3 separate regions of the Homo sapiens genome follow, and regions 1 and 2 are each linked to region 3. A link is a contact called in ENCODE Hi-C or POLR2A ChIA-PET data. All regions are on one chromosome and are shown on one strand. Each heading gives the region's core, a stretch centred on a gene start or an enhancer-like site at or near the end of the contact. The rest is flanking DNA. Distances are from core to core; before and after follow the strand shown.

The links. A loop is a pair of places that touch in the nucleus more often than their neighbours do. ChIA-PET counts read pairs that join two places held with the same protein, here RNA polymerase II (POLR2A). Pooled maps may share reads with other maps.
Region 1: a map with no recorded cell type shows a loop between it and region 3 (3-fold over the local background). The contact joins the enhancer-like site here to the promoter of TYSND1 in region 3. A Hi-C loop is called at or near these places in 3 of 37 single-sample maps with no recorded cell type and 2 of 50 pooled maps. POLR2A ChIA-PET finds 5 or more read pairs at or near these places in 1 of 52 experiments (HEK293).
Region 2: POLR2A ChIA-PET joins it to region 3 with 10 read pairs in activated CD4-positive, alpha-beta T cell. The contact joins the promoter of NODAL here to the promoter of TYSND1 in region 3. A Hi-C loop is called at or near these places in 1 of 50 pooled maps. POLR2A ChIA-PET finds 5 or more read pairs at or near these places in 2 of 52 experiments (AG04450 and activated CD4-positive, alpha-beta T cell).

The regions. Positions count from the first base shown.
Region 1 is chr10:70,487,608-70,491,694 of GRCh38, reverse strand. The region is part of intron 1 of PALD1 (phosphatase domain containing paladin 1); the gene reads right to left. Among named protein-coding and RNA genes, the nearest start is that of PALD1, 11 kb to the right of the region's middle. RefSeq lists a silencer at 1,373-1,472. Within about 2 kb of position 1,379, at least 2 of the 41 ENCODE cell types and tissues checked have a DNase peak (open chromatin) inside an H3K27ac peak, as active enhancers do.
Region 2 is chr10:70,438,814-70,443,056 of GRCh38, reverse strand. NODAL (nodal growth differentiation factor) reads left to right here and starts at 1,376. Exons shown (of 3, transcript NM_018055.5): 1 at 1,376-1,582. The coding sequence starts at 1,390. RefSeq lists enhancers at 390-684, 83-692, 1,303-1,912, 1,913-2,520, 2,521-3,130.
Region 3 is chr10:70,144,848-70,148,960 of GRCh38, reverse strand. TYSND1 (trypsin like peroxisomal matrix peptidase 1) reads left to right here and starts at 2,261. Exons shown (of 4, transcript NM_173555.4): 1 at 2,261-3,540. The coding sequence starts at 2,375. It overlaps SAR1A (secretion associated Ras related GTPase 1A), which reads left to right. Exons shown (of 7, transcript NM_020150.5): 7 at 1-1,672. RefSeq lists silencers at 2,490-2,799, 3,130-3,359 and an enhancer at 2,950-2,999.

The sequences.
Region 1 (4,087 bases), core at 130-2,629, 340 kb before region 3:
TTGGAACTGAAAATGTTTGTGGTGATGGTTGCAAAACATTGCAAATGTACTGTCACTGAACTGTACACTTTAAAAGGGTTATTTTAATGTCATTTCAAAAAGTAATGAGAGCATCCCCTGGTCATCTGAATAACCATCTCATAAGCAAGCAGTGCCCTACAATTTGAGCCTCAAGTTTGCTCCTGTGTTTACAATCCAGTTCCTTCTCCATGAAGGCCAAATGATATCATCACACACAGCACAAAGAAAGGTTGTGATTCAAATAGGAAAAAAAAAGCAGGTGGGGAGGGAGAACAGAGCCACCCCATAGCCCATGGCAGCCTGGAGGTGCCCAGTTCAAAGGCCCAGCCTCTTAGCAGTCAGGACCATGTGCATGTTGACAGCATCTGTGTGAAGTGAGTAAAGCCCATCTCTGTGCCAAATTCCTGATTCCTACAAGAAGTGGGTTTAGGCTGGGCACAGTGGCTCACGCCTGTAATCCCAGCACTTTGGGAGGCCGAGGCAAGTGGATCACGAAGTCAGGAGATCGAGACCATCCTGGCTAACATGGTGAAACCCCGTCTCTACTAAAAATACAAAAAATTAGCCAGGCGTGGTGGCAGGTGACTGTAGTCCCAGCTACTCAGGAGGCTGAGGCAGAAGAATGGTGTGAACCCAGGAGGCGGAGCTTGCAGTGAGCCCAGATCGCACCATGCCTGGGCGACAGAGCGAGACTCTGTCTCCAAAAAAAAAAGAAGTGGGTTTAAGAGCCACTACAAGCAGATTTCAATAATGCCACTATTCCATGCTTATCTTCAATCAAACAAGCCAGCTTTCCGAGTATCGGGCAATACCCCATTAAAACAGACATTCAGGGATTGCTCACACGTAGTCTAGGCTTAAATGTGAGGTCTGATTACCCCAACCCGTCCCATCAGCCCAACATTATTAGTACTTCCCTATACAACAGGCCCAAGAAACAGAGGCAGGGAACACAGGAGAGGCCCAAGGGCACAGCTCTCTACCATCAACCCAAGGCTGGCAATGTAGGTGCAGTTAACATCCTTCCAATTAAAGTAATTGTTCATTGGAAATGAGTTGGCTTTCTGGTTTTACTACTATTTCCTGTTTTTTTAATAGTTTTGTAAAAACTTTAAGTCTAAGGTGCTTATGCCTGGTCTTATACACATTTCAGTTATATTACAGTAAGAATAATGTCAATCAGCAAGTGAGGGGTTTGTTGTTGTTTTTCAAAAGGGAGTCCTGAGCTCAGGAGTTGAAGACCTGGGCAACACAAGACCTTGTCTCTATTAAAAAAACTTTTAAATTAGCCGGATGTGGTGGCACATGCCTGTGGTCCTAGCTACTCAGGAGACTGAGGAGGGAGGATCACCTGAGCCCAGGAGGTTGAGGCTTCAGTGAGCCGTGATTGCACCACTGCACCCCAGCCTGAGCAACAGAGTGAGACCTTTAAAAAAGAGAGAGAGAGAGAGGGCCAGGCGTGGTGGCTCATGCCTGTAATCCCAGCATTATGGGAGGCCGAGGCAGATGGATCACCTGAGGTCAGGAGTTCAAGACCAGCCTGGCCAACACGGTGAAACCTCATCTCTACTAAAAATACAAAAATTAGCTGGGCATGGTGGCAGGTGCCTGTGATCCCAGCTACTCGGGAAGCTTAGGCAGGAGAATCGCTTGAACCCGGGAGGCGGAGGTTGCCATCAGCCGAGATCACGCCACTATACTCCAGACTGGGCAACAGAGCGAGACTCCATCTCAAGAAAAAAAAGAGAGAGAGAGGGAGTCTACAAAAAACCCATATGTTGTATGATTTCATTTATATGAAATGTCTAGAATTAGCAAATCTATAGAGATACAGAGCATGCTAGCGGGCTGGGGGTGGGGAGTGACTACCAATGGGTACTGGGGTATCTTTTGAGGTTGATGAAAATGTTGTAAAATTAGACTGTGGTGAGACAACAGCTCTTTGAATGTACTAAAAGCTACTAAATGAGTGAATTGTACAGCATGTGAATTAGATCTCAATAGGGCTGTGAATTGGAAGTCCACGTATTACCCACATTTGAGCAGCACTGAGCTGCAGAAAGGGAGACATCCACAAACCCACCTATGCAGAGCTCCCTGCCAGGTCCTCCCCTCCCCCTACAGGATTCCTGAGCCCAGGATGAGACCCCAAGTCACAAGACAACCCCTTCCTGGGTAAGCAAGTGGCTGCCCTGGAACCACCACACAGGATTCCTATCTCCCAGAACCCATGTCTTACAATTAAGGCACTACTTTGTACTGTTAAGTTAGGGAAAACTTAAAAACAATGAAAACAACCAACTTTAGGATGCAGGGGATGGGGTTCATCTACACATCGATGGCAGTGTCAAGGAAAGCAGCATGACATAAGACTCAGAGCACCTGGGACCCCACTGGCTGCAGTCTCATTGGTTGGGGTTGGGGTGGGGCCAGGAGGGTGAAAATCTGAGCCCAGGCAGCCCCTTCCTCAGAGGCCACAGGCATCCCATCCTCCACCCACGTAGGCTGGGCAAGATAGCTATTGGGAGGCCCCTACAGGCTGCCTAAAGAGACTTTGGCAAGGGGCAACTCCCCAAGGGTCCCTCTTCTGTCAACCCAACGAACTGCCCTCTCCTGGGCCTATTCCTTCCAGTGACACTTCAGAGAGACGGGAAGAAGCCCCCACCAGCGGCAGCCAAGTCGGGGTCATTGGTGAAGCGGCAGAAGGACACATCCGCCCAGAACCCCCAGCAGTAGGAGGATACATCCACCCAGACCCCCAGCAGCAGGAGGATACATCCACCCAGACCCCCAGCAGCAGAATACATCCACCCAGACCCCAGGGACGGGTCACGACAGAGGCTGTTTTGGACAGACTGATCCCCTTTGATCCAATGCTACTCTTCTCCAGAACCTGCTCTAAATTAACCACCTCCAGGAAGACTTCTTCCCATCTCTCCCAAAGCCTCGCCAAGCCCCAGCTCAGGGCATGTGCTCAGAACTCCCATGGCAGTGGTGGGGTCCCTCTGCATGATACATGGCCGGATGAAAGCAGGCCCCACAGCCATGGACCGAGTTTGAGCTCATTTACACCCCAAAAATAAAAAACCACACAAATTCATGTAGAGGTACAGAAAAAAGACCAAAGGATACTCAGCACACTGCTGACAGTGTTACCTACGGGGACCAGAGAGAGGGGAAGGAGGGGAAAGGGGACTTTGACATTTTACTTTCTATGAAGCTACTACTTGAATATTTTGTGAAGATTATTTTAGGCCAGGCATGGTGGCTTACGCCTGTAATCCCAGCACTTTAGGAGGCTGAGGCAGGCAGATCACTTCAGTCCAGGAGTTCAAGACCAGCCTGGGCAACAGGGCAAAACCCCGTCTCTACTAAAAATACAAAAATTAGCCGGGCATGGTGGTGCACACCTGTAGTCCCAACTACTCAGAAGGCTGAGGTGGGAGGATCATTTGAGGCCAGAAGTTAAGGCTGCAGTGAGTCGACCCTGAGCCACTTCACTGCAGCCTGGGCAACAGGAAAGAGGCCCTTCTTAAAAAAAAAAAGAGAGAGAAATTTTAAACTATTTTTAACATATCCCACACATTGGAATACTACTCACCAATAAAAAAGGAATGGAACTGATTAAATCATCCAATAACAGAGATGAATCTCAAAAAACATCATGTTGAGTAAAGAAGCCAGTCACTAAAAGCTACCTGTTATATGAGTCCACGTATGTGAAAAATCCAGAAAAAACAAAATCATAGTGACAGAAAGTAGATGAGTGGGCCTGGGCCCAAGGTGGGAGTGGTGACCGGCTACAAGGGAGCATAGGGCCCTTCTAGGTGATGGAAAGTGTTGTCAGACTTGTCTAGGAGTTGGCTGCATGCCCAGGACTTTTACCGACATTCACCAAAGTGCACACTTCACGCAGGTGTATTTTATGGTGCACATATCTCAACAAAACTGTTTTTTGTTTTTTTGTTTTTTTTTTTAAAGAAAAAAAGTACTGTGGTGGAGAAGGGAATGGTGAGTAACTGCTTAATAGGTGGAGTTTTCCTTTAGGGTGATAAAATGTTTTAGA
Region 2 (4,243 bases), core at 127-2,626, 290 kb before region 3:
GGAGTGCAGTGGCCCGATCTTGGCTTATTGCAACCTTTGCCTCCCAGGCTCAAGCAATCCTCCCACTTCAGCCTCCAGAGGAGCTGGGACTACAGGCGCACACCACAAAAATGCCTGGCTCATTTTTGTATTTTTGGGTAGAGACAGGGTTTCACCATGTTGACCAGGCTGGTCTTGAACTCCTGAGCTCAGGTATCTGCCAGCCTCATCCTCCCTAAGTGCTGAAATTACAGGTGTGAGCCACCGTGCCTGGCCAGCAGCCTATGGTTCTTTTGAGCTAGAGGCATCCTGTGAAAGAAGTCAGGTGTATAGAGCACTTAGCACTATGCCTGGCGCTTAGTAAGTGTTCAGTAAGTGTTGGCCAGCAGCTAAGTGCTTGTCAAGGCTAGGTAGGTGGGGGGAGCTAAGAAGAGAAAGAGCCCTCAGGTGTAAAGGAAAACGGATGGGGCCAGACACTGGGGCAGGGATTTACATTTCTTTAAAAGTCATTCCAGCCCTGATTTGACTTTGCACCTGGAAGGGAGGAGGCCAGACAAGATCACTCTTGTGCAAATAAGGAAAGCTGAGCCCAGAGATCAAAGTGAGTGGCCCTGAGCCGACACCCAGGTCTTCTGTGGCCCTGCCACACCAGGCAGGGATTGGGGGATGTGGGCAACAAGGGTAACACCTTTCCTCCTGAAATCACTGGGGTGATGTCTGCCTGTCGGGGAAGAGCCTGATGAACCAGGATCACCCCGTTGGCTCCATCTGGCTCCAGCTTCTGCTGAACACTCCCTTTTCAGGTGGAGAAGTCATCGTCCTGGTCCCTCCTGCCTTCTGTCTTCCCCAGGAAAGCACTTCAGTATTTGGTAGGGCCAGGGGTGCTCCCCGAGGCCATCTAGACAGTGGCCAGGGAGGCTGCGCCGGCCAGATTGTGTCAAAGTCTGCCTGAGAGCCACGAGGATCCCTCGGCATTCTCTTCCTGCTTCTTGAGGAGCCTGCGGTCCATTTGCAGCCTGAGTGGAGAGGATGGGGCAGGGATCCCAGGTGAGGTCGAGTAAGGAAGTCGCAGTTCTGACCTGGGAATCTGCCGGGACAAGCCTGCTCTGTCTCAGCATCAAGGCGTTTGGTACCTAGAGGAGCAGGGTGCCAGGGTGTCCAGACCGGGCAAACCAGGAGCCCTAGATCCCGTCCCTGGAACTAGGTCCTCCGCCAGCTTTGCGGGCCTCCTCCGCACCAGGCTCAGGTCTCGCCCATCCCCAGCAGGAGGTCTCTCTGCCCCCCACCCTCCGGAGGGGGGTTATATGATCTTAAAGCTTCCCCAGAGGGAGGAAAGGTGGGGGCGGGGCGGCTGCTGAGGCCCAGGATATAAGGGCTGGAGGTGCTGCTTTCAGGCCTGGCCAGCCCACCATGCACGCCCACTGCCTGCCCTTCCTTCTGCACGCCTGGTGGGCCCTACTCCAGGCGGGTGCTGCGACGGTGGCCACTGCGCTCCTGCGTACGCGGGGGCAGCCCTCGTCGCCATCCCCTCTGGCGTACATGCTGAGCCTCTACCGCGACCCGCTGCCGAGGGCAGACATCATCCGCAGCCTACAGGCAGAAGGTAGGCAGTGCCGCGTGCCGCGCCCTGCTGGGCACCCCCGGGGCGCCTCCGCCGCGTCCAGCCAGCGGACTCGGGAAGTGCTGTGGGTTGGGGGCTGCGGCTCCGAGCCGGGTTTGCAGCCGCCCGGGCGTCCCGAGCCCAGGGCCTAGCTCTGCGGGTGTCTCCGCGTCAGCAGGCTCGGGGTGCAGCGTTGGTGGCTGGGGGCGTATCCACGGCCGAGTCGGGAAGGGATTCTAGCGTTCAGGGTGTGTCCTCGACGGGGACCATTGTCTCTGGGTTTTGGTTTGGGATTGCGCGGAGCGCAGCGCGGAAGGGTGGGAGCTTCTAATCTCCAGTCTTGTGAAGTTGCTTATCCCGGAGCCTGGGTCTGCGCATCTGTAGGATAGGTGTAATAAATAACACCTCGCCTATCAGACTGTGGAAAGCGCGAGATGACAATGCGCGCGAAACGCTCAGCGCAGTACCCGGCACAGCCACAGTCAACGGTCGTTGGTATTACTGTAATGGTTTGGTCTTGGCGATTTTTTTTTCTTTCTGCGAGTGAGGGTGAATGGGTCCCGGGGTGTGACGTCGGGAGTATCGGCAGCTGAGCTGGTAACATCGGGGATTCGGGCTCACGGCCCGGAGATCAGGGATGGGCTGTCCCGAAGTCGCGAACTGTGGCAGCCTTGGGTCCTCCAGCCGCGCCGGGGAAGTGTCAAGTGTCTCGCTTAACCCCGGGTTCGGGGCCATGATTTGCAGGGGAGTGGGTGTCAAGGACGGCAGGGATCTGAGGGTATCGCCCTCGAGGACCTGGCAGCGCGTTCTGGGCACCCAGCGCGGCGAGCAGGTGGGTGCTGCGGAGAGGGAGCCCCTTCCGCGCCTCAATCCACATTCTGCCGCCTGGGCAGCCGCGGCCGCCCACGCCTCCCTCCGCCTGCGGGGGCCAGACGGCCCTCCCTGGGGCCGGGGCGCAATCCACAAACGCTAATCTGATCCGACCTGCCGCCTGCCCGCCCCTTGTGACCTGGTGCCGGGGGCCCTTCGCTCCCGCGCCTGGGGTCAGACAGCCGGTGACCCTCTCCGGAAGGGTCATCTGGGGACCAGCCAGACCAGGGGACACCCTCGGGGGCGGGGCAATGAGAAATTTGCTGGAGTGCTCGGCCCCTCAACCGAAAAGCGGCCGGGGATGGGAGGGGGCAAAGAAGGGAGGGAGCGCTTTTCCAGTTCACTCCCTTCTGGAAAGTTCGAGATGTGTGCGGTGATGGACAGGCATCTGGAAACTGGGTTCTAGGCCTCAAATCCTGCTTCCTGATTCCCTGTTGTCCCTGGCGCGTCTTGGTTTATCTGCCTTCCCTTCTGTAAATTAGGAGACTGCTCTCTTTCAGCTAAACACTGTTTTTTTGTTTGTTTGTTTTTTCTTTGAAACAGAGTCTCCCTCTGTTGCCCAGGCTGGAGTGCAGTGACACGATTTCGGCTCACTGCAACCTCCGCCTCCCAGGTTCAAGGAATTCTCCTGCCTCAGCCTCCCGAGTAACTGAGACTACAGGCGCGCGCCACTGCGCCCAGCTATTTTTTAATATTTTTAGTAGACACAGAGTTTCACCATATTGGCCAGGCTGGTCTCGCCTGGTCTCGTGGTCCGCCTGCCTCGGCCTCCCAAGGTGTTGGGATTACAGGCGTGAGCCACTGTGACCGGCCTAAACACTGTTTTTTAGTGTACAGCGGCATGTGGCACAGTTACGTTGTGAATTGGCCTCATTTTCTAAGAGCAGTGGGAAGAGCCCGCCTGGAGGGAGACTGGAGGAGAAGGGATGTCCTGGCCCCACTCCTTCCATCTTGGGTTTATTTAGAATAAGCTGCACCGCAGTTGCATGAAAGGGATGTTGGAGTCCAATTGGGTTTACATCTGTATCTGTTGCCGTTTAACCTTCACCTTGGACCTTCAGTTTTCTCATCTGCAAATGGTGAGATGAGAGGAACAGTGAGGAGATTTAGAGAATGCCTGTGAAACACTTGGCACACGGGAAGCCACTGATGGTAACGACCCTTATAATTTATGAAAATGTAGAGTGGGTGCTCAGTGTCAGGTCCTTACAGCCCTGCCTCACAGCCCTGTCTGGGGACGGCGGTGTCGGTGACTGGAAGGGAACCCAAGGGTGTGAGCCACTTTCTTCTTCAGAACTGGAGGTGGGGCCGGGCACAGTGGCTTACGCCTGTAACCCAGCACTTCGGGAGGCCGAGGTGGTCGGATCATGAGGTCAAGAGATCAAGACCGTCCTGCCCAACATGATGAAACCCTGTCTCTACTAAAAATACAAAAATTAGCTGGGCATGGTGGCGCGCACCTGTAGTCCCAGCTACTCGGGAGGGTGAGGCAGGAGAATCACTTGAACCCAGGAGGTGGAGGCTGCAGTGAGCTGAGATCGCACCACTGCACTCGAGCCTGGCCACAGAGCGAGACTCCATCTCAAAAAAAAGAACTGGAGGTGGGCCAGGAGGACATCAGGGGCATCTGTGTGGCTAAGTCTGCATTCAGCATATGAATGGGTTTTTGGGTGTCCATGAACCCCTTCCTCATACCCACCTTAAAATCACATTTGTTGTATTTGGATGTGTGTTTCTTTCTGATAACATTCCTACCTTGCATCAGGCACCAGTGACACCCACAATATTAGAACC
Region 3 (4,113 bases), core at 1,012-3,511:
ACAGATCTTACTTTGGCGTTCTGGCTGTGACTTGGGACTTCTTTTTACCATGGTCTGCTGTAAACACAGAAAAACCCAATGCCTAACAGTTCATGCTGGAGTCTTGAGCGTTGAGGGAGAATCACTGGACTCGAGAGAGAAAGTTTGTTTGTTTGTTTGTTTGTTTGTTTTTTGAGTTGGTCTCACTCTGTCGCCCAGGCTGGAGTGCAGTGGTATGAACATAGGTCACTGCAGCCTTGACCTCCTGGGCTTAAGTGATCCTCCCATCTCAGCCTCCCAAGTAGCTTGGGACCACAGGGTTGCACCACCGTGCTCAGCTAGTTTTCAAAATTTTTGTAGAGTTAAGGTCTCATCATGTTGCCCAGGCTGGTCTCAAACTCCTGGGCTCAGGAAATTCTCCTACCTCAGCCTCCCAACGTGCTGGGATTCCAAGTGTGAGCCCCTGTGCTCCACCAAGAGAAAAACTCTTTGATTGCTAGGAAGTTGGGATAAAGAAATTGTGCTGTGATCAAGCCACCTTCTGTGTCATAGAACCAAAAGAAGACCGCCTGCTATGGCAAGATGGCCTAATTTTATTCCTGCCTCATACTATCATGGATAATCGTTTTCCTTTCTCTAGCAGGTTTGTGTCACTGGGAGTACTGGGAGCATTATCCTGTGTTGTGCTGGGGTTATACCAAGCAGTGTTAACTTTATTTAAAGAATTCAGGCAGAAAGATTAGAGAATTTAAGTAGCAATTGTATATGGTAAGCAATACAGTAACCTTAATAAAAATTAATGATGGCCGGGTACGGTGGCTCACGCCTGTAATCCCAGCACTTTGGGAGGCCGAGGCGGGCGGATCACAAGGTCAGGAGATCGAGACCATCCTGGCTAACACGGTGAAACCCCGTCTCTACTAAAAATACAAAAAATTAGCTGGGCGTGGTGGCAGGCGCCTGTAGTCCCAGCGACTGGGGAGGCTGAGGCAGGAGAATAGCGTGAACCCAGGAGGCGGAGTTTGCAGTGAGCGGAGATCGCACCATTGCACTCCAGCCTGGGCGACAGAGCGAGACTCCGTCTCAAAAAAATAAATAAATAAATAAAAAATAATGTGTATTTTATCAATTCAGTGATAAAGCAGACCTTTGTAAACTGTCTAGCTTGTGGTGACTGATTGAGGGTATCATGAAGCTCCGCGCCCCCCCACTCCCCGACATACTCGTTCATCCTCCTCTGTCCTAAAGCGTACTTCTTTGGAAAAGTAGAGCAGTTTATGTTAGTGTACACTAGAGATGGTAAACTATGCCTTGTGGGTCAAATCGGGCCTGCTGCCTGTGTTTGTATGGCCTGTGAGCAAAGAAAGGTTTTTACATATTTAAATGGTTGGAAAAAATATTTAAAGAATGCTATTTTTGGACACAAAAAATTGTATGAAATTAAAATTTCAATGTCTGTATCTTTTTATTGGGACACAGCCACCGCCATTCCTTTAGCTTTTGTATGCAACAGCTGCAGAGTTGACTATTTGAGACAAGTTGTATGGTCCCCCCAAACTGGAACTGTTTCCATTCTGGCCTTCTACAGAAAGTATTTGGACCCTGGCCTAGATAAATCCTGGCTGGTGGTTATGTTATGTGAAATGTGCACACTGTAAAATATAGGCCTGTATGATTAAAATTTTTGATTTCAGCTACTGTTCATAGTCGATTTAAAGGGCAATTTAATTTACAGCAAATCCAGTTTCTCGGAGATTTGTGTTGGGGCTTTGGCAGCAAAAAAAAATCCTAGGAGTAATCTTGAGAGTTCCATGCCCCCTAGTGGATTGCTATAGGGTTTACTTTTAAATTTTCAAAACACTGAATTGGCCAAGGATTTCCTTGGTCCATATTATCCCAAGGGTCAGAGGCTGAAGGTCGCCTAGACCTGGGCAGATGCTCACAGGTACTGTCGTGGCCTGGGCAAATCTAGGCACGTCAGCGCTCATTTCTATTCCCTTTCCCACATTCCAGCAAACGAGACTAGGCTTGAAGGGACCCACCCTCCTCTCCTCTGATTCCTCGTGACGCCGCACTCCTCTTACTCTCCCCGGGGCTCATCCGGGGGAATGGGGCAGATTATGTCCCACCGGTTGGACAAACTAACGAGGGCGGGGAAAGGAAAAAAAAAATCAGAATAGGAAGCCAATCAGAGCTCGGTACAAGCCCAGCCAATCGGGTCGGGTCAATTGGGGCTTAGCCAATCGGGCTCGATGAGGAAGACGTGAGTCAGAGCTTGCGCCTCTCGCTTCCAGCTGTGGGTGGCGCTAGGCAGCTTCAGCCGGACCGGGTAGGGGTCCTCGCTCGCTAGCTTGCTGTTTCTCGGAGAAGCTCCCGAGTGTCCGGCCTAGAGGCCATGAGAAGGCAGTGGGGGTCTGCCATGAGGGCGGCCGAGCAGGCGGGCTGCATGGTGAGCGCCTCCCGGGCCGGACAGCCCGAGGCGGGCCCGTGGAGCTGCAGCGGGGTAATCCTGAGCCGTAGCCCGGGCCTGGTGCTTTGCCACGGGGGCATCTTCGTCCCCTTCCTGCGAGCTGGCAGCGAAGTCCTGACCGCGGCCGGCGCCGTCTTCCTGCCTGGCGACAGTTGCAGGGACGACCTGCGCCTGCACGTGCAGTGGGCCCCAACGGCCGCGGGTCCCGGGGGCGGCGCGGAGCGGGGCCGCCCAGGGCTGTGCACGCCCCAGTGCGCGAGCCTCGAGCCCGGCCCACCTGCCCCGTCCCGCGGGCGTCCCCTGCAGCCCCGGCTTCCTGCTGAGCTGCTGCTGCTGCTGAGCTGCCCGGCCTTCTGGGCCCACTTCGCGCGCCTCTTCGGGGACGAGGCAGCGGAACAGTGGCGCTTCTCGAGCGCGGCGCGGGATGACGAAGTGTCGGAGGACGAGGAGGCGGATCAACTGAGAGCGCTGGGCTGGTTTGCGCTGCTGGGCGTGCGGCTAGGCCAGGAGGAGGTGGAGGAGGAGCGCGGGCCAGCCATGGCGGTGTCGCCTCTCGGGGCCGTGCCCAAGGGTGCGCCATTGCTGGTCTGCGGCTCCCCTTTCGGCGCCTTCTGCCCCGACATCTTTCTCAACACGCTGAGCTGCGGGGTGCTCAGCAACGTGGCCGGCCCACTGCTGCTTACCGACGCACGCTGCCTGCCCGGCACCGAGGGCGGCGGCGTGTTCACCGCGCGGCCCGCGGGGGCGCTGGTGGCGCTGGTGGTGGCGCCGCTCTGTTGGAAGGCCGGCGAATGGGTGGGCTTCACGCTGCTCTGCGCCGCCGCCCCCCTTTTCCGCGCCGCCCGCGACGCGCTTCACCGCCTGCCGCACAGCACCGCTGCCCTGGCCGCCCTTCTGCCGCCAGAGGTGGGCGTCCCGTGGGGTCTGCCCCTCCGAGACTCCGGGCCCCTGTGGGCAGCCGCGGCAGTGTTGGTGGAGTGCGGCACCGTATGGGGCTCCGGAGTGGCTGTGGCACCCCGCCTTGTAGTGACCTGTCGGCACGTGTCCCCTCGGGAAGCAGCCAGGGTCCTGGTGCGCTCCACCACCCCCAAGTAAGCCCGCAGGGCTGACGCCACTTCATCCCTTTCCAGGTCTCAGATCTGGGTCCAGCCCTAATACTCTTGAGTATTGTGCAGGCCTTTCTTGTGTCACGCGGATGCTTTGGGCGTGTAGTGGGTAGAGACCTGGAACCCTCCCCTCATCCTTTATACCCAGAACCCCTGTGGGGAGAATCTGGGGCAAGGTGTCAAGCTCGAAGCAGCTCTGGATTTGGGTACTGTGGGACACCCTGAATCCGGAACAGGGCATCTTTGAGCTCCCCTCAAAGGCTGAGTTTCTTCTGGGCAGCTTCACTGTCTGATAGCCCTGCACGCCATACCCCTCGGTTCTCTGGCCCTTTGAACAGAGATTCCCTAACCCTGCTGCTTCTCCTCTGAAAGTGATAAGGTCCCAGAGGCCCAGGATGGTGCTCTCCTGGGGTAAGGAGATGGGTATGTTAATTTTATCCATCTTTTAGTGCTTAGCCAGAGCTTCCCGTCTGAGTGAAACGTGAGTTTCTACGTAATCAGAAGGTAGGGGGGTGGCCCACGCAGCTGTACATGGTTCAGCCCAGCCTTGCAGCCCAG